Linked DNA regions of Homo sapiens: region 2 is linked to region 1. Evidence: chromatin loops called from intact Hi-C (ENCODE). Cell type or tissue: ovary. All regions are shown on one strand. Links, peaks and the distances in the headings refer to the core of each region. The heading gives the core; the rest is flanking DNA. Region 1 overlaps JADE1 (jade family PHD finger 1). Region 2 has its middle 83 kb from the start of LINC03140.

Region 1 (10,505 bases), core at 1,375-9,374:
TAAGGGTTGCCTTGAGGGTCTTGATGAACAAGACAGTGGAGTCAAGTCTGGGCTCAGTGTGAAAAACTGTGAGGATTAATTAGCTTTTGTGCTGTAGGTACACGGTGGGGAGGTGGTGGCAAGGGCCATGTATTGTAATCTAGGACATAGTAAATAATCACAAGATCGGCCGGGCTTGTTGGCTCATGTCTGTAATCCCAGCACTTTGGGAAGCCAAGGTGGGCAGATCACCTGAGGTCAGGACTTCAAGACCAGCCTGGCAAACATGGTGAAACCCCGTCTCTACTAAAAATACAAAAATTAGCTAGGCGTCGTGGTGGGTATCTGTGGTCCCAGCCACTCAGGAGGCTGAGGCAGAAGAATCACTTGAGGTGATTCTTCTCAAGTCACTTGAGGGGGTGGAGGTTTCCTTGAGCCGGGATTGTGCCACTGCATTCCCACCTGGGCAACAGAGCCAGACTCCATCTCAAAAAAAAAAAAAAATCACAAGATTTTTGTCATGGTGGATTTCACAGCCTTGAAGGGCCAAGACCTTTTGCGTCTTTCCAGGGAACGTAGCATAGGGTGTGGCTTGCAGTAGATGCTTGTCCTGCCATTAGGCTCACCACCTGTTGAATGGGAGTGATAATGTAGACTGAGCTGAGCATGGTGTTGTCTTCTACTCGCTCAGTTACTCAAGTGTTTTTATAGACAAAATAGACTTCCTTCTTCTTGGTCCTGCTTTAGGTATTAATGGCCAAAACATTAGCAGGCCACAAGGTGGTTTTATGGCATGAGTTCAGGAGTTCTCAGAGATCTTTTGGAATTGAATACTAAATTTTAGCTTCACAGATGATACAGTTTCTGCTGTGTTGTAAGCACATTATAAAGACCAGTGTAATACACTTGACTGGAATCTAGGTGTCCTGTGTTAAGTCAGAGGACTCAGCCCAAAGACTCTTCGCATTTATGAATGGTTTAAATAATAAGAACTGGGCTAATCCATATTTGAAGATACTGTTGAATACATTGGCAAGATTAATTTTGTAATTTTATAACATAAACGGAACGCATGCTTAAATATGTTTGTCTTAGCTGTTATTGGTCTTTTTTTCTTTCTTTTTTGAGATGAAGTCTCGCTCTGTGGCCCATGCTGGAGTGCAGGGGTGCAATCTCGGCTGACTGCAACCTCTACCTCCTGAGTTCAAGCGATTCTCCTGCCCCAGCCTCCCAAGTAGCTGGGATTATTGGCACCTGCCACCATGCCTGGCTAATTTTTGTATTTTTAGTAGAGACAGGATTTCGCCGTATTGGCCAGGTTGGTCGTGAACTCCTGACCTCAAATGATCTACCTGCAAAGTACTGGGATTATAGGCATGAGCCATCGCGCCTGGTGTTTCAGTCTTTTTTGCATTTGGTTAACTATGTTTTTCAACCTTGTAGAAGTAAGAGGATGAGGAGGGATAAACCATTTAAAAATATTTGAGTGCCCAAAGTGAAATCTGTTTTGAGAGAACTGTTTTACCTACCAAGAAAGGCAAATTTTTAAAAACATCCATACCATTATATGAAGTCATGGTTTTGAAGTCACTTACGTGTTAGTTGTTATGTGTAATGAGTATAATGAAATGACTTATTCAACAATGTATGTATTTAATATCCTTGAATCCTTTTAAAATTTACCTTTTGCTTTTCCATTTACTACACTGCATCTTCACTACCTGACCATAGGAAAATAACAGTTTCCTGGAAGACTCTCCCCTTTGAAGATTGTTTCTTAGAAGGATCTGATAAGCATTTAATAAAAAATTTTGGGGCCCTCAGAGATGGATGCATCGATGGGTTGATTGATTGATAGATTGAGACACGGTCTTATGTCACTCAGCCTGGATCACAGTGGCACAGTCATGGCTCACTATAGCCCCAACCTCCTGGGCTCAAGCAGTTCTCCCACCGCAGGCTCTTGAGTAGTTGGGACTACAGGTGTGTGCCACCACGTCTGGCTAATTTTCATATTTTTTGTAGAGATGGGGTTCCACTATATTGCCCAGGCTGACCTTGAGCTCTTGGGCTCAGATGTGAGCCACCACGCCTGGCCAGTGATTGGATTTATTTATTGTACAATTATTTATTCATTATACATTATTTTTAAGTATAAATAAACCAGTACTATTTTGTAATATTTATTAATATGGATTTATTAAAATGGGTTTTGTGGCATTTTTAACTTCAGGAATGCCTGAACTAGATGAATACACCATGGAGAGGGTCCTAGAGGAATTTGAGCAGCGATGCTACGACAATATGAATCATGCCATAGAGACTGAGGAAGGCCTGGGGATCGAATATGATGAAGATGTTGTCTGTGATGTCTGCCAGTCTCCTGATGGTGAGGACGGCAATGAGATGGTGTTCTGTGACAAATGCAACATCTGTGTGCACCAGGTATGTGGGGCAGGGAGGCCAGAAAGAAGAAACCTGGGGCATGAGCCTGTCTGCTGTGGGAGTGTATGCCTGGAGTCCAGGATTCTTCCTCCGAATGGGGTCTGTGTTTCTACGATTTAAAGAAATGTGCCCTATAGACTTTATTTTTCCCTAGTAGGTTCTTACAGTGATTGAAATATATCCTCTGCTTTTGCAGCCAGAAGGATAGCACCCTCTGTGGAAATCGTCTTTCTTCACAGTGTTTTATTCTTATCCATAAAAGTCAAGTTTACTTAAAAAGAATGTATGAGCCCCCTCTGTCCTACTGTAACACTTAAATTTAGGTATTAAGAACACTGAGAAAACAAACCTTTGAAAAGGTGGTTAGTGTGCTGTATTAGTTTCTTACAGCTGCCCTGTGGAACAGACAAATTACTACAGACTGTGTGTGCTTAAAACAACAAAAATGTATTGTCTTGTGGTTCTGGAAACTAAAAGTCCAGAATTGAGGTGGTGGCAGTGCTGTGCTTCCTCTGAAACATGCAGGAGAGCCCTTCCTTGCCTCTTCGTAGCTTATGGTGATTTGGGCAATCTTGGGCATTCCTTGGCTCGCGGCTGCCTTCATCATCATGTGTGTTCTCCCTGTGTCTCTGTCTTCACATGGTGGTCTTCTTTTTTTTTTTTTTTGAGATGGCTGGAGTGCAATGGCGTGGTCTTGGCTCACTGCAACCTCCGCCTCCTGGGTTCAAGTGATTCTTCCTCCTCCGCCTCCCGAGTAGCTGGGACTGCAGGAGTGTGCCACCACACCTGGCTAGAGATGGGGTTTCACTATGTTGGCCAGGCTGGTCTCGAACTCCTGACCTCATGATCCGCCCACCTTGGCCTTCCAAAGTGCTGGGATTACAGGTGTGAGGCACCGTGCCCGGTCCACATGGCGGTCTTCTTAGAAGGGTACCAGTCGTATGGGACTAGAGACCCACCCTACTTCAGAGTGAGCTCATCTTAAATAATTACATCTGCAATGACTACTTCTAAATCTAAAGAAGGTCACATTTTGAGATATTTGGAGTTAGGACTTCAACATGTCTTTTAGAGGACACAATTTGCCGTCATATTTGTGAGCATGTGTTAGGGTATAAGCTGAGCTGTTAGAGGAAAGCAGCCCCTTTTCCTGAAGACGATTTCCTGTCTTAAAAAACAGGACAGTAGGTTTTGGTGATTGCTTGCTACCATCCACAGAAAGGGAAACCCTTAGATTTCAGGAGGATGGGCGCTAGGTAACTTAAAAAGTTTATGACAATCTCAGTGCCTCTTTTTTATTTAGTTTTTAATGCAGTAATGAAGAAATTTGGATTTGGGTGGGGACATGTGCCCACGTATATTCTTAGGATTTAAAAGGCTATCCTGAAGTACTTTCTTTAAATTCACCTGTTGATGCTGAGATTTAAAGCAAACTTAAAAGAAAGACTTGTATGGAATAGGTGCTTGGTGACTTCTTGGGAAGAAGAAGCACGTTTGCTCCATGAAGTTCTTGATTACCCTTTGCTTCATAATTTGTGACCTCCTAGGCTTTCCCTCTGTCTGAAGACCTCCCCAGCTGTGGCCCAGTCCTGGCTCCTTGATAGGGAGACCTGCGACTCCTGCTTCAGTCATCGCCGTCTGTTGCTCTGGATCTCACACTGTCTGGGAAGTCTCCTTACGGTAGTGAGAATTCCTGTGGTGGCTTTGTTCTGTGACATGAGCATCCTGATGACCAGTGTTGCTTTTTTGGTTGCTGGTGCTTCATGTATTTACTTGGCTGACTTCTCAGTCTTTTTCTTGTCTTTACTTGCTATTTTTTTCCCCATGAAAAATTTTTTTGAGTAAAAGCTTTCTGCTTGAAAACTGGTCAACCCCTGTGTTATCAGTGAGTTAACTGATGTCAGGGCAGGCTTGTGCAAGCTCTCACGGTGGACGTGTGGCAGAGTTGTAACTTAAGGCTTTTGGATGCCCCCTTCTCACCTTCTCTTCTTTCTGCCATATCACCTTTTCTCTTTTCCTCAACATTTACTTCATTTTTCCTTTGAGAAATCCTTCATGGCTTATCTTTAAGGCATACTTTATGTAATCTCCTAAATTAATTTAGACCTGCTTTTCCAGGAAAAAAATTTCTTCCTTCACATGTGGCTGTAGAATGTCTGATACAGACCTTTAGTGTTTTGAAACCTTTATAGTGTCACTTAACTCCATTAAAAATTTTTTTCTAGTAAGTCTGCGTTGACGGTAGCTTATTTATGGCCCCCAAACAGCACTCTGAGGCTTCCATCTGAAGTGTGACTTTTCTTTGCTCAACTCTCATCCTTGTGGTTTCCTCTTTGCATCGTCGTGGGTATTCAGATTGCATAGTGGCTGTGTTTTTTCTGTCTGAAGAATTAGAGCTATGCTACTGTGACTCTCGACTTCCTGACTTCCAGGTCATTTATGAATAAAGTGCTGAACAGTTGGGTTTTTAAAGGGCTCTCTGAATATGCTCCTGGTACCATCGTGGTTTTTATTTATTCAGTTATTTAACATTAACCTTTTCTGTCTTTGAACTGTCTTAATTACTTTAGTTGTAATAGCCTTGATTTCTGCAGTTTATGCCATCTTGTTTAATTTTGCCATCTTGTACAAAACAGGCTTTGTTTTATTTTTTAATTTAAATTGTTTTTTTTGTCTCCATTTCTGAAAGGCTGAATTTGTTTTAAATACCAGCTAAGGAGACGACATTCTTCCTGTGTAGAAGGTCTCCTTTTTCTGCCCTGTTTTGTTCACTGGGAGAGTGCTGGGATCTAGTTGGTATGGAGTTTGCTTAGCCTAGGGAGTGTGCATGCTTCTCTCCTGTTCCATTGCCATCTCATTCAGCAGCTTTGGGAGATTCTCTCAGCTGCTGTATGCTTTTTCTCCACACTCTGTATTCCACCCCACCTCTGTCAGTAAAGTAGAGAAATAGCTTCTCTCACGGAACCCTGTGGAGTGTTTCGAGGACTTACTGAGGACTTACTGCTCAATATTTAGAAACTTGGTATGGATGGGTTTCTGCGGCAACACAGCAAAGCAGATTTCATTTAAACCTTTCTGTCCTCAAGTAGTTTCCAGGACCACCCTCTGCTAAATAAATATGTATTGTGTCAGCAGAGCTCACCTCTATTATGAATACATATTCACCTCCTAAATGCTCCTGTGAGGCTGCCGGGCATTTTCCCGAGGGGAGACGGTCGTAGCCAGGAAGCTGTGGGAGCGTCTCTGCTTTGGTGGTAGTTCTGTTAAAATCTTTCTAAGTGTTTAAAATGAATAGATATAATGGGAAAAATAACATTTTCTCTTTCTCTCTATTCCTCTGGGATGTGCCGTGGCATCACAGGCCTGTTATGGAATCCTCAAGGTACCAGAGGGCAGCTGGCTGTGCCGGACATGTGCCCTGGGGGTTCAGCCAAAATGTCTGCTGTGTCCGAAGAAGGGTGGAGCTATGAAGCCCACCCGTAGCGGAACCAAGTGGGTCCACGTTAGCTGTGCTCTGTGGATCCCTGAGGTACGTGTGGTTCTTTTTTTGTTGTTTTTACTTTTTTTTAAGACAGAGTTTAACTCTGTCGCCCAGGCTGGAGTGCAGTGAGCTGGATCATGGCTCACTGCAGCCTTGACCTGCTGGGCTCAAGTGATCCTCCCACCTCAGCCTTTTGAGTAGCTGAGATTATAGGCATGTGCTACCAGGCCCAGCTTATTTTTTATTTTTTGTAGTGAGGGGATCTCACTTTGTTGACCTGGCTGGTCTCAAACTCCTGGGATCAAGCAGTCCTCTTTCCTTGGCTTTCCAAAGTGTTGGGATTACAAGCGTGAGCCACTGTGCCTGGTCAAGCATGGTTTTTAATAGCACCTTAGCTCAGAAGGTCCTGGCTTTTAACTGGGATTTAGTGGGTGGGTGGAGAACCATGCATAAATAGGCAGCATTGCAGCTATGAGTAAAAAGATACCTTTTAGTTGCTACCTTTTTCCTTGAGGAAAAACTGAATCTTAAGCACACTCTCATCTTGTCATGGAATGTAGATTCATGGAAATGTTAGCTGGAAGCAGCAGTCACTTGGGACTGGAAGTTAGTGGTGGTCACCCAGCCATCACAGTGAGCCTTCCCATCGCGACTCTCACTCTCAGGAGCAGACCTGTAGCACTTAAACAGCTGTGGCCTGGGTGTGTCATTCCCCAAGGATCAGCTGTACATCCTGTGTGTGGCAAGCTGTACTTGAGTTGAGGCACCACCATGGTTAAAAAACCACCACTCTTAGGCATACTTTGGTGATTTTTATTTAAACTCTTATTGTGCCTCAACCTTTTTAATTTCAGGTCTGGTCTAATTTATTTCTAGTCTCAGACCTTGACTAATATAATTTGCATAGCTCAGTGTGAGAATATAATTTGCTATTCAAATTCCAGCATGTTTTGGGTGTGATTTTGGTACATTTTCCTCTTGGGGAATATTATTTGAGGATGATTTGGATTGAGGTTTCATGATTCGGGTCTTGGTAGCACTGAGTCTCGTGGTTTGGTATTGATGGGATACAATTCGGTGATCCAGGCTGAATGCAGAGATGATACCTTATTTATCTTTGTAATTTCCCATCTTGAATGTAGTCATGTTTCAGACTGAAGAAAATGGTTTTTTTTGGCGAGAGATTAAAAACAGGTTATATTTACTTACCCTGTTGTTGACAACCTATTTGAATCGATTTAAGATGGATTTTTAGTCTTCACCAATTTGTTATGAGCTAGAGATTATAGACGGCATTGTCCTGGTACATGACTCTTTGTCATCAGACGCTCCGGTGAGAAGTGAAAACTCAGTTATCTAAGTGTTTTTGACAGACAGGGATGTCTGTCAGATGGGGACTGGGCTGTGAGCTCAGTTGTCACTGGGGCTGTTCTGAGGCTTTTAAAGTAAGGGTTTGCTTTGAGTGGGTGCCCCTTGCCACTGTCTGGTAGGAGAGATGTAGGAAAGTAATGGATCTTTTAGTTTCTGACATTCATGTTCAGCCTTTGACGACCTGAGCCACCCTGTCTTGCTGTTTTCCGACCTTTAGGTGAGCATTGGCAGCCCAGAGAAGATGGAGCCCATCACCAAGGTGTCACACATTCCCAGCAGCCGGTGGGCGCTAGTGTGCAGCCTCTGCAATGAGAAGTTTGGGGCCTCTATACAGGTAATTAGCTTCCTAAGAATGGCTTCATTTTCCTTTCCTGCGTGGTGGGGAGCAGGATGAGGGAAGGCTCTGTGAACTGTCCAAGGGTTTGGAGAGGGGACTAGAATCCAGGAAGCAGGACGAGGTTCCCAAGGGGTGACTCCAGCCCCAGTACACACACCTTTAATAGGCTAACTGTATCCGGTGTAACTAGAACCCAAGCTTTCACAGTCACAGGGTAGTTCAGAAGTTCCCCTGAGCTGTGAGGCGGTTGCAGTTTGTCTCTCGCTACCCTTTCTGCCCAAAGTCTAGCATCGCAACTTCTTTCCATAGGCCAACACCTCCTAGCAGTCTTAGTGAGATGTTCCTTGACACGGCATTTGAGAGTTGGCCACCCTCCCACCTGCAGTCACTGAGTGTAGCTGCAGACCCTGGCCCACCTCTGTGGCGGCCTCCTGAGATTGCAGGTTTCCATGGTGTGCGCACATCTGTTAGTAATCAAGGGGACATGCTAATGCATTTGCAGTTGGAAAAACAGAGACTCTTTGAACACGGCCTGGGTAGAGGGGCATCTGTGAGGAGTTCCTGTGTATGCTGTCATCTCATTGGGGCATCATTTGGATGTCTGATTCTTTATGGCACCAGGCGCGCATGCACGTGTGTGTGTGTGTGAGCGTGAGCGAAAGAGTGCGTGCACACCTGTGTGTAAACATGTTGCCTGCCTGCTTTTGCATATCCAGGTACAGACAAGTATAGGATGTCATGAGATAGGGGAATTAAGGAGGGAATATAGATGGCATGCTGTTTTTCATGTGGTCTAAGACCCTACTGAGAAGTTCGTTTTTAGGCCTCACATTATTGACATCTAGACAGTCAGGATTAGAGAGGCCTGCAGTGCTGTGTGGCTGATGGGGGCCCTTCAGGTTAAGTTTGGATCTTCTCGGATGTACTAGCACAGGCCACAGGCTCTTCTTCCTTGGTTTCCTCATTGAATTCTGGGAGCAGAGGCACTGTTTTGGGATGGCTTCTTTCTCAAAGCAGCTCAGCACAGACATAAGCTCCGAGAGCATGGTCATCCTGTCAGCCATGGGTTTTAAAGAAATGACCTCATTTGGCAAAGTCGGTTTGTATTTTGACTGATAAATACTTTTTGGGAAGGTGGTTTTAAAATTTTTTTTTTTTTTTTTGAGACAGAGTCTCACTCTGTCGCCCAAGCTGGAGTGCAGTGGCATCATCTCGGCTCACTGCAACCTCCGCCTCCCGGGTTCAGGCGATTCTCCTGCCTCAGCCTCCTAAGTAGCTAGGATTACAGGCGCGCACCAGCAAGCCCGGCTAATTCTCATTTTTGTATTTTTAGTAGAGATGGGGGTTTCACCATGTTGGCCAGGCTGGTCTCGAACTCCTGACCTCGTGATCCACCCACCTCGGCCTCCCAAAATGCTGGGATTACAGGCTTGAGCCACCGCGCCTGGCTATTTTTAAATTTTTTTAACAAGCCAAGTGGTTCTACTTTTCTTCTTTATCACTTTGACTAGTGTTCAAGAATCCAAAATATAACAGAAATATTTGGAGGGTGGGTCATGAGACAGCTGGTGGGATTTGGCTGGGGACCTTGAAATAGTGGAGATATTTTTGGCATGTGAATACATGACAAACGCCTCTGGCCCGAGTTGGATTGGGGAAGGAGGAGGAAAGAGTGGAGCAGGAAGAGAAAAGGGCAGGGAGCTGATGAACTTGAGTGTGTGTGTGTATGCATGTGTGAGTGTGTGTGTATGGGTGTGTGTGTGAGTATGCGTATGTGGGTGAGCATGCATATGTGTGCATGTGTGGGGGTGTGAGTGTGCATGTGGTTATGTGTATGTGTGTATGCATGTGTATTTGGTTATGCATATGTATGCTGTATGCATGTATGCGTATTTGAGTATGCGTGTGTGAATGTGTATGTGTGTGAGTATGCATGCGTGAGTGCGTATGCGTGTGTATGCATGTGTGCATATGTATGCATGTGTGTATGCGCGTGAGTGCGTGAGTATGCACATGAGTATGCATGTGAGTATGCATGTGTATGTGTGTATGCGTGTGAGTATGCTTGTGTATGTGTGTATGCATGCGTGTATATGTGTATGTGTGTGAGTATGCGTGTATGTGTGAGTGTGCATGTGTATGAGTGTGTAAGTATGTGTATGCACGTGTGCACTGGCAGGAAACAGGCTGCAGCAGACCACATTCCCCGGTGTTCTGAGCGTAGAATTTATGCCCTTGCCTGAGTATGCCAATCTGGTCCATAATTAATGTTTAAAAGAGGTGGGCGAATGGGATCTTTGTTTCCCTTTTGAAGAGAGATGATATAATGACTTTTTTGTTGCCATTGACCTCTTTTTCCCAGAACATTAATCTAAAGAAGAGGCCAAAGAAGGCTGATGATTTTTCATATCTTCACAGAATGGATTGATTTTATTAAAAGAATTCCTCTCTGAAATGTCTGCAGCTGTGAAGGCTCTGGTTTACGTTTCTGTAACATCTGTTTGCTGAGTCAACCTGAATGGGAAAACCCAGAGGAAGGCCATTTGGCGTTTTTACAAAGTCCTGTATAAATATTCTGCTGCAGTTCATTTCTCTTTAGGGTTAGAGCGCTTGGGTTAAGTGTAGTTTAAGCCAAACACAGATAGTGTCTCAGTCATCTGTTCCCACTTTTACTTCCCACTTGGCTGTGTGCTACAAGGGAAGACACTTTGTCTTCTCATGACAGTGGCCAGGTGTGTATGTGTGCGTGCTTGTGTGTGTGTTCTGCCACCAAAGCTGATTTCATACATTTCTTAGAATTGAGGTTATTTATAGAGAAAATACAGATTTATGTCAGTCTCTGTGGTTGAAGTGTTTGTAAGGGTGGAATGGTGAAGGGAGCTGGATTTTCTC
Region 2 (10,505 bases), core at 1,658-9,657, 200 kb before region 1:
TATGTAACTAACCGGCACATTGTGCACATGTACCCTAAAACTTAAAGTATAATAATAATAAAAAAAAAGATGACACAACAACAACAACAAAATAATAAAAATAAATAAATAAATTCTTGAAGAGCTGTACTGAAAAAAAAAAAAAAAAAAAAAAAGAAAGCACATTCTGGAGCATCTACCCAGCCCACAACAATCCCTGCAGCTCCCCTTCTCACACAGGGGCGAGCCTTTCAGCTGTGTGTGCTGCTTGAGCCTAGTGCACCCTCCCACTGTTCCAACCCCATCCACTCATGACCACAGTGAACCTATGTTATAAGGGGAAGAATCAAATTGTTGTGAGACTTTGGACTTGGGATTATGAGATTCTGGTTCCCCCTATGTTAGTGTCTTGGAAGATGTACATTCAAGAGCTCTAGGTAGCTAAATTCTGTCAGCTCTGTTGGTTTGGAGGAGAGAAAGCCAAACCTTACAAGGAGAGGAAAAAACCCCAGATGTACAAAGTAAAGCTACAATGACTCCTGATGACCTTTTATTTTTTGATTCCAGCCTCATTATAAGGCTTAGCTGAATTACTAATGTTAAGAATGATGAGACATCACTATAACCTTACAATTAATTCTCTCTCTCAATCTCTCTTGCTTTTTTTTTCTTAAACTGGCTCAGGTGGGTTTCTGTTACCTGGAATGAAAGGAATCTTAATGGGCTGGGCGGGGTGGCTCATGCCTGTAATCCCAGCACTTTGGGAGGCCAAGGTGGGTGGTTCTCTTGAGGTCAGGAGTTTGAGACCAGCCTGGCCAACTAAACGGGATTTAGTAGAAACCCCGTTTCTACTAAAAATACAAAAAATTAGCCAGGCATGGTGGTGTGCGCCTGTAGTCCCAGCTACTCAGAGGCTGAGGCAGCAGAATCGCTTGAACCTGGGAGGTGGAGGTTTTGGTGAACCGAGATCGTGCCACTGCACTCCAGCCTGAGCAACAGAGTGAGACTCCATCTCAAAAAAAAAAAAAAAAAAAAAAAAAAGGAATCCTAACGATAAAGTAGGCACATGCTTTACTTTACCTTGATTCTCACAGCACATCTGTGAGGGATTTTTTATCTCTATTTTACAGATGAAGGAACTGGTATTAAGTAAGTTGTCTTATGTTTCATAAATTTTAGGGAATGGCATTTGAACCTGAGTTTTTTCATCTCAAAACCCTGGACTTTTTCCATTGAGCCCTTATCCCTTTGGAGTTTCTCTGACAGCTGGGTGGATCTTCCCCCATGACTTCACAGAGCCACTGAAGTTGTATACTCACTGAGGTGACAAAGGCTCCAGGTACCACCACCACCCCCTGACTACTGATCCCCCTGGCAAGATGCCAGTTTCTGTCTGTTATGCCTGCTGCTTCACTTTGGGAACACAGACTGTACCTTTTTTCTGAGGCTGGAAGGCTCCACAAGGGAGCAGAGACTTCCCTAAAAGGAACAAAATCAAGTCCAAAAGAATGTACGTCCTTTAGATGTGTTTGCCAACCTCTGCCAGTCAGCAGGGTCCCATGGTACCCAGGCTTGTTACACTGCAAAATCCTCCCCCACCCCTGCCACATAACACTCAGAATACACTTGCCACTGGAAAATATGACCAGGATGGGTTGGTCTGTTCTTTCCAGAAACTAGTGTCCCTTATCTTTCCACTGAAAGTAGGCTCCCAGCTCTGTCATTCAGATTCTCCTGGAGAGGTAAGGATACTGCTGGTGTGGGACCTGTGTCCTGTGTCAGACCAGGGAAGTGCTCCCAGGCTCCCTGACTTGTCCAGGGACTTTGGTCCTTTGGTATTTACATAAGAATCTACTACATGTTAAAGATAAAAACGTATTCCCCCAGGTCTTCCTAGTGCCTTGGGTGATCATTAAAAGACTCATTTTGTGCTTAACATAGAAACATAGATTCTCTTTCCATGGATCTTGGGAGGCTGAGTTTTTGGTGTTGAGATTCCCTGCCCTCTGAGTCAGACCCAGCATAGTTCCACAGAGATGGTAGTTGATTTTTTTTCTTTCCTGTGTGATGATTAAGATGGCCATCTGATGATTGCTGTAACCACAGTAGCCTGACCAAGGTTTATAAAAAGGGAGTAATAATTACAATTTGGGGGCCTTTCTCAACTCCCATCTTCATCTTCAATTTCTTCTACCACCTAACAAACTTTGAAGCTAAGTAGTTACCAGTTCAAGAATTTGGATGAGTTGTTCATGTTCCCACTGATACTGGTTTCCTAAGTATTTGCAAGGAAAGGTAAGGGAAACTGAGACTAACATTAGGTTAATCTCACTTCAATACCTGGCACAGACTAGCCCCTGAATAATCATTTTAAAATAATGAATTACAAAACAGATGATAAAACATTTAATAAAAAAAATCTATGATATGTTATGATACTCAATGTGAGGGGAGAGCAAAAGAAAAGCTCTACTTTACAGAAGAGTAACAGCTAATAAAGAAGCAGGGATGATAGAATTAGAAGAACCACTATCTTGCAATTCCCAGTGTAATATTTTGTTCAGGGAAGGATCATCAGTAAATGGGAAAGCCATTAGGTGAAAAATTGATGGGAACCAAGTTATTCATAATTCTTAAAACATCAACTGTCAGATCACTTGTTAATTGCCAAGGGGAAAAGATACCTTTATTTTATTTTATTTTATTTTATTTTATTTTATTTTATTTTATTTTATTTTATTTTTGAGATGGGGGTCTCACTCTGTTGCCCAGGCTGGAGTGCAGTGGTGTGATCACGGCTTACAGCAGCCTCGACTTCCCCAGGCTCAGGTGATCCTCCCACCTCAGTTTTGGCATTTTCTGTAGAGGTGGGATTGGCCATGTTGCCTAGGCTGGTCTCAAACTCCTGGGCCCAAGCGATCTGCTGCCTTGGCCTCCCATAGTGCTAGGATTATAGGCGTCTACCACCACGCCTGGCCCCACGTTTACAATAGAGAATTACAGGAAATAACATTTTAACCTAGCTGTTACCCAAAATACCACCAATAATGAGACAAAGTGACATGACATGCCCCTGTTATGGTGCGATGTGAAGTACACAAAAATATCACATATTAATATTCTGCCAAAAATATGTGAACTAAATATAATTATGAGGAAAAAACCATACAGTCATAAAATTAAAAATCTTAGGCTTTCTACAAAATAAATGACCTGGGCTTTTCAAAAATAAAAATAAATAAATGTCATGAGGCCAGGCGCGGTGGCTTACGCCTGTAATCCCAGCACTTTGGGAGGCTGAGGCAGGCGGATCACGACATCAGGAGATCCAGACCATCCTGGCTAACACGGTGAAACCCCATCTCTACTAAAAATACAAAAAATTAGCCTGGCATGGTGGTGGGCGCCTGTAGTCCCAGCTACTCGGGAGGCTGAGTAGCTAATGGACCCTAAATGGACTCTAAAATAAAGATATTTTAGAGTCAATTGGGGAAATTTAAACACAGAGTATACATTAGATGATATTAATCAATGTTCAATTTCTCAGATGCAGTAGTGGTTTTGAGGTTACCCAGGAAATTTTCCTTGTTCTTAGAAGATACATTTTTAAGTATTTAATGATGAAGTGTCATGATGTCTGAAATTTATTTTCAAATAGTTCAGCAATAAAATTATACATAGAATATATATATAATGTATATGTGTGTCTAGGCACATGGGTAGAGAGAGTGAGACAGAAAGCAACTGAGGCAATATGTTAACAATTGTTGAATTTAAGTGAAGAATATATACGTATTGTACTATTCTTCCAACTTTTCTGAGGGCTTAAAGTTTTTCAAAATAAAAAATTTGTAGGAGAAAAAAGAATAAAGGATGAAAGAAATGAGGAACAAACTAAACTTCACCTTCTGAATGAATTCAAAAGCCCAAGTAGGTCTTTTCCTGAAATAGGTGAGAAAAATTGGAAAGATAAGCAGAATAAAAAGGCAATAGAATCATAGAATGTCATAAGTTAAAGGGTCTTTAAAGTCCAGTGTGTGGACTAGTTCTGAGAACCGTTTTACAAGAAAAAGCTTTTGGTAAAATAAATAAGGGAAATGCATACTCTGCCTCCCTCTTGGAGCATCGTGGTGAATATTATTAGCACACTAAATTTCTGAATAAAGAAATATGTTTAATTTTGTTTAATGTCACAATTCCTAAACTTATTTGACCATGGAATGCCTTTTTAAAAATATTACTCCTTGAATACACATGTCCATACATACATACCTACAGAGTGGAATAATCGACACTGGAAACTCCAAAAGGTGGGAGGGCAGGAGGGGGGTGAGGGTTGAAAATGTACCTATTGGGTACTACATTCACTATTTGGGTGACAGTTACACTAAAAGCTCAGACTCCGACAGTATGCTATGTGCGCATGTAAGAAATCTGCATTGTACCCTCCAAATATAACAGAGCAAGACTCCGTTTGGAGTCTGGAGTGCAGTGGCGCGATCTCAGCTCACTGCAACCTCCGCCTCCCGGGTTCATGAGATTCTCCTGCCTCAGTCTCCCGAGTAGCTGGGACTACAGGCACCCACTACCACGCCTGGCTAATTTTTGTATTTTTAGTTGAGACGGGGTGGGGTTTTGCCATGTTGGCCAGGTTGGTCTCGAGCTCCTGACCTCAGGAGATCCACCCACTTTGGCCTCCCAAAGTGCTTGGATTAGAGGCATGAGCCACCGTGCCCAGCCAAAAATAATTTTTAAAAAATTACTCCCATTAATTTCCTCAGAAATAATGTTCCTCACAATACACCTAAAGAAACCTTGATCTAGCCCAACATCCTTATTCTGGCAGGTGAAGAAATGGAGGCTCAGACCAGTTGATTTTTTCAAGGTCACAGAGAAAGAGCTCTTGTTGCCCAGGCTGGAATGCAGTGGAGCGACCTCGGCTTACCGCAACCCTTGCCTCCCGGGTTCAAGTGATTCTCCTGCCTCAGCTTCCCGAGTAGCTGGAATTACAGGCATGCACCACCATACCCAGCTAGTTTTTTGTATTTTTAGTAGAGATGGGGTTTCACTACTAAACCCCATCAGGGTTGGTCAGGCTGGTCTCAATCTCCTGATCTCGTGATCCACCCGCCTCGGCCTCCCAAAGTGCTGGGATTACAGGCGTGAGCCACCGCGCCTGGCCCCTGAAAATGTTTCTTATAAAGATCATGCGACTTGAAATATTTAACATCATTTTAACCAACAAAAGCCCCATATTTTCTCCCATTTACAGACGTTCTACATATAGGATCTGTTTTGCAAACATGACGCTGTTGTTTATAACCATGGAGACATATGTTGTTTGCGCTTAATATTGTACTGTATGTGAGAAAATGAAATGCCTTCTATATGTGATGCTAATTCAAATTTTATCTTGTTATATGGACTAAATATTACATGGAATTGTGATAGAATCGCCCTGTCTTAAGTACACTGTTTATTCTAAGAGTTGTGATAGGCTAAGGGGGGAAAAACCCCAAGTTTTATTGCTTTACAAGCCAACCACGTTAAGAGCATACATCTGCTTTAAAACTATACAATTTCTTTTCTAGTGCCCAAGTAGATTTGCTCTGGGCTCAAGCAGTTATTAAACCCCGGCGCTGTCTCTGATAGCTGCAGTTTGCATTCCAAGCATGAGCACAGTGCTGGGGCAGGACAGGCTCGGCTCAGTCAACAGATGTCAACTCCCCTTGTAAACGCAGCTGCTCTGTCTCACAACTGGCAAAGAGAACTGAAGGAGTTCCCTTCCCTTTATGGCTTTTATCTCTCTGGCTAATAGGGGATGATGCTTAAAGGAGGTAATTCTTGAGCAATAAATCCAGACTGCAAATAAAACAAGGGAAGAGGGAGGAAAATCACAATGTAAGAAGTTTCCTTTGTTTACTACGCTTAATTGGGATTCCACACATGAATGAAGAAGAGAAGACGGTCTCTCCCAGGGTGACTGGGAAAGGGAAAAAAAGGTGGGTTCCTCTGTCTGTGTGCTTTTTAATGTGCAAATTAGTCAGAGCCTTTTCCAACCCAGGAAAGCTTACAGTTCTGAGTACAGGGTCAGTGTCTTAGTAGTGCTCAGTAAATATTAATTGAAGGGGATGATGGCTTTAAGGGGTGAGCTTCATTCCATTCTCTCAGGACAGCCCTCCAGCCAAGTACCTAAAGGTCACTCTGCCTCTTGCCTCAAGCATTATCTCAATGACCCCTTTAGTTAATGAGAAAGCTCTCAGTTCTCTTGTTTGCCTTCCAACTCATCTTCAGTTCTTGCCAATTTATTCCGCCTTCTGCACTTAGAGGCCGCTGAGAACAAAGCAGGGATGAATGGCAACAACAGCTGCTGCAGCCCCACTTCTTGGGCACAGTCCTTCACCATGGAGCTCTCCAAACTACCCTCCTTGAGCTGGCATTGAAGAGGAGGGGCTTGAAGGAATAGGCTGGAGAACTGGGTAGGGGCTGCAGCAAGGAACATAGATTGTGTTTTTGTTTCCAGCAACTCACTCCCCATTCTGACAGATTACACAGACTTGTGTGACTGGTGAAGGGTATCCAGGTTCTTGGCATTTTGAACAAAGAATTGGACAAAAATGCACAAACAAAGCAACAAAAGAGAAGCACAGATTTATTGAAATGAAAGTACACTCCACAGAGTGGGAGCAGGCTCGAGCAAGCAGCTCAAGAGCTCTGGTTACAGAATTTTCTGGGATTTAAATACCCTCTAGAGGTTTTTCATTGGTTATTTGGTGTACATCCTGTGTAAATGAAGTAGTGGCCCACGATCAGCCCAATTGGTTAAGGAAAACAATCAATCAGAGGCTGAAGTTAAGTTACAAAGTTGCAACCTATGCAAACGTCTGATTGGTTGTGGAAAGTGACCAATCAGAGGCTGAAATGAAGTTATAGAGTTATACTCCTATGCAAACGAAGACTTGGCCCAAGATCAGTCTGATTGGTTGTGAGGGGGGACCAATCAGAGGTACTTTCAATTTTTCATCTACCATGTGGAAAAGCGGGGAAGGGGGTTGCAAAGGCAGTAGCCTCTCATCCTTTTGTTACTTGGGTGTGGAAAGTCAGGCTTTTCCTTTTGATTTAGTTCTAGGAAGTCAGGGTAAATCAGCCTTAGGTTCCCTGCCTCCAGACCCTATTCTCCTTCTCTTGGAGTACCTCCTATGGGAGAGTCTACAATTTCTGCACCTTTGATGTCAGGCTTGGGCACGTGAGTGACTAGGCCTTGTGGGTGACCTTGACTATGCCTCATCTGTGCCAAATCTTTAAGAGTGATTGTATTCCACCAGCTCTCTTGCTGTTTTCTCTCTGTCATAGGAATGGCATACCCCAAAATGGACTGCTCTTTCAGCCTGGATCTGGAATGAAGAAGACATAAAGCCAGTTTTGATGCACCTGTCTTCTTTATTCCAGATCCAGGATAAGTATTTGTAGTTGTAACTGAGATTTTGGGGTTGCTTGTTACAGTAGCAGAGCTGACTAATGCATACCCTGCAAGTGCAGTGGGAAAAAGAAGTTTGTGACCTGAGTATCCCACCAATACTTGTCTTTACCCATCAGGCTGCCAAACTGTGATGAATAATAAGAGCTCCTGCAGCTCTTGTACCTGCTGTTTGACACTGCCTCAACAGTCTCCTTGACTAAATAAAGCGAGTATATTGTATAATATGGCATTCCAACTGCCAACACAGCAAGCAAGGGGCTTCTAGAAAGGGAATCCCCTCTAAGGTTGGAGAAATCTTAGCTTTCTCCAAGATTCTCATGTAAAACATTGTATCATTCACTTCTCTGAGCAGAAATCCAGATAAACCTAGTGCCTTCTCCAACCTTGGAGGTACTAAGCTGCCTTCTAAGAGGAGCAAAGGGACCTGTGGTAGAGTGTCATGATGATATGGGTAACTTTGACTCATTTATACTTTGCTTTTTATCTATGGTCTTCCTCCAAAGCATATGCTTAGTGTAAATTGTAACTAAATACTGATTTAGACTAATGTCCGAGTGGAAAATAACTATCTAAAAATAAAATATTCATGAATTTGAGTTCAATTATAGCTTTATGTTGTTGTTATTAGGGACTATCCTTTGTTGGTTTAAGTCAGCTCTGTGCCTTTATGAAGATGGTTATATGAAAATATTGAATTACACAGCTTCCTTTAGGAACTCTTTGACTGTAAAATTTTCACACACTTGTGAAATTTAAGCAGATTACATTATACCAATAGATTTTTGATAGCTATCTTAAAATAATGAGTTCAAACCAAGAGACGATTATAACTGACAACAGAAATGTAACTGTGAACTTTAAAAATATGCTAATGCTTGTCCCTATATAGAAATATTAGCTTAAGTTCTTTCTGTGACATATGTGTGTTTATAATCTATTTTTGTAATAGGGTAAAAAAATCAACTCCAAAAATATCACTCTCCCCTTTGACATTTATCAGTGATAGCAATAATGCCAGCGAGCATTAGTACACTGAAGAAGTACAGAGATGCCTCCTAAGGCATATCTTTAGGTTTTATCTTTAAATGATCTCCTTATCCCTGACTTAATTTGAATGATGTTTTAGATCAAATTCATATATAATGAATGGTGACTATGTTGATCTGGTCCTGCTCGTTTTTACAGGTTTAGGGTCTTACAGAATACATAAAGCTCATAAGGGGGACTTAAAATGATTTGGGGAGACAGACAGACAGATAGATATATGGATAGATGGATAGGTGTATGAAAAACCAGATGAAAGAATGGATAGATGGGTTGCTTCTCTACTCCAAAAATAAAATAAGAAAAGAAAAATATTACGTAGTCATTTCTGTACTGATACTAATTTAATCTATTTCAGAAAGAAGGTCATATTTTCTTTCAATTTAAATAATGCAAATGCAAATAAATATAAATTAAATTGTGATAACGATTGTTATCATGGCAAAAAATTAAAATGCCTATCTCGAGGCATCTTTTGCCTTTAAGTGCTACTTTTCTCTTACTCTTGGAGGCTCAGTGGTGATTAATGATATTCTTCACACTCTCAAAGGCTTTCTTTAGGAACCCTTTCCCAGTGACCCCACAAGAAGACAAGGCTTCACCAGCTACGGAGGACATATGGTTTAAAGATCCTCAATTACTCTAAGGTAGTCACAGGCTGTGAACAAAATTTCTGTCATATTCCTGTAATGCCTTTTATAGGGAGAAGCAGGGAAATCCAGATTAGAATATAGTTTTCCTGGTGAGATTTGATGAGGTTTATAATTGTCTGAGAGTTTGGTTCCTATAGCTCCTAGACCCCTAAGGTTTTAATTATCAAATATTTGATTCAACCTTGAAAATAAGAACCTTTGAAAGAAAAGCAACACTTCCCTCCTTTGAAAAGCCTATATTGACCTTGCACCTCTATCTAGCAGCTGCCCTAGTACTGTAGCAGTTAACCCTAGTCACCACCATCCTTCTTGAACTTGACTCCTCCCCTAGCTTGTATGACTTTACTCTCTTTTTGTTCACCTCTCAAACCACTCCTTCTCAGAGTCCACTGCTGGGTCCCATCCATTGTCCACCCTTAAACGTTGACTTTCTTCAGCCCTCCTCAATTCTCACTCTGTACCCACTCCCCTGGTTTTAATTCTCACTGCTACACTGGTAACTCCTGACTCTATATATCTAGTCTTGATCTCGCCTCAGCTCCAGACCCATAGATTCGAGTGACTACAGGGTATCTACATTGGAGTGCCCATATGTAAACTCCCACTGTGCATCCTGTTTCTTGGGTATTAGACACTTTCCACTGTACTGTATGCCTGGAATTTGAAAGTCATCCTCTCTGAGCTCAATTACCAGTAGACATTAAACATCTCAGCGCTTATCTTATGGCAGCCATTGTGCTCGACTGGGAGATACAGAAATGAAAAAGACATTTTCTACCATGAAGAAACTTTTACTGTAAGGAGAGAAGAGGAAAAGCAAACAAAAAAAGGCAAACAAAGGCAGAGCAGGAGTGATATTGAAGAAGGAAAACCCTGTAAGTAGAAGGAGGAGAAGAGAGTAATCCTGAGTGAGGATTGAAGAAGAGACAGCAGCAAACTGGGCCTTGAAAGATGAATAGAAACTTCCTCCATAAAAATGGGGTAGTGGGAAGGGAGATAGTCCAAAAGGCAGGGAAAAGATGACCAGAAAAGCAGGGCGTGATTGCACAGCTCATTTCATTCATTCATTCCCCTAATTGGAGCTCAAAAACTGTCCTAAGCTCAGAGGAAAGGGAAAAATATGATGTGCCAACAGCAGTGTGTGTGTGCTGTGTAGTGGTGGGGTGTGTGTGCGCGTGTGTGTGTTGGGGAAGTCAAGGGGCATATGGTTGAAGAAACTAGAAAAGTAAGTTGGGGCCAGCCCTGAAAGCAGATGTTTGTTTCATTCACTTGAATGAAATGTACTTTGTACTTCCTGTGAGAAGGATAGGCCACTAAATTTCAGGGCTGATATTCACTTATGTATTTAC

Evidence for each region. Peaks named below come from ENCODE experiments on the same cell type or tissue, not always from the same donor. Only the 100,000 strongest peaks of a DNase experiment are listed, where the experiment ranks them.
Region 2: it touches region 1 in a loop (2.3-fold over the local background); 3 of 110 quality-filtered maps call a loop at or near these places.

Annotation. Positions count from the first base shown.
Region 1 is chr4:128,849,845-128,860,349 of GRCh38, forward strand. JADE1 (jade family PHD finger 1) reads left to right here. Exons shown (of 11, transcript NM_199320.4): 6 at 2,213-2,424; 7 at 5,786-5,953; 8 at 7,494-7,610. Among named protein-coding and RNA genes, the nearest start is that of JADE1, 45 kb to the left of the region's middle. In ovary, for the core only: no CTCF peak of the experiment used is centred there; no DNase peak of the experiment used is centred there.
Region 2 is chr4:128,647,996-128,658,500 of GRCh38, forward strand. No RefSeq gene overlaps it. Among named protein-coding and RNA genes, the nearest start is that of LINC03140, 83 kb to the left of the region's middle. RefSeq lists enhancers at 1-616, 4,567-5,066. In ovary, for the core only: no CTCF peak of the experiment used is centred there; a DNase peak (open chromatin) is centred at 5,696; H3K4me3 peaks cover 265 bases; H3K27ac peaks cover 470 bases.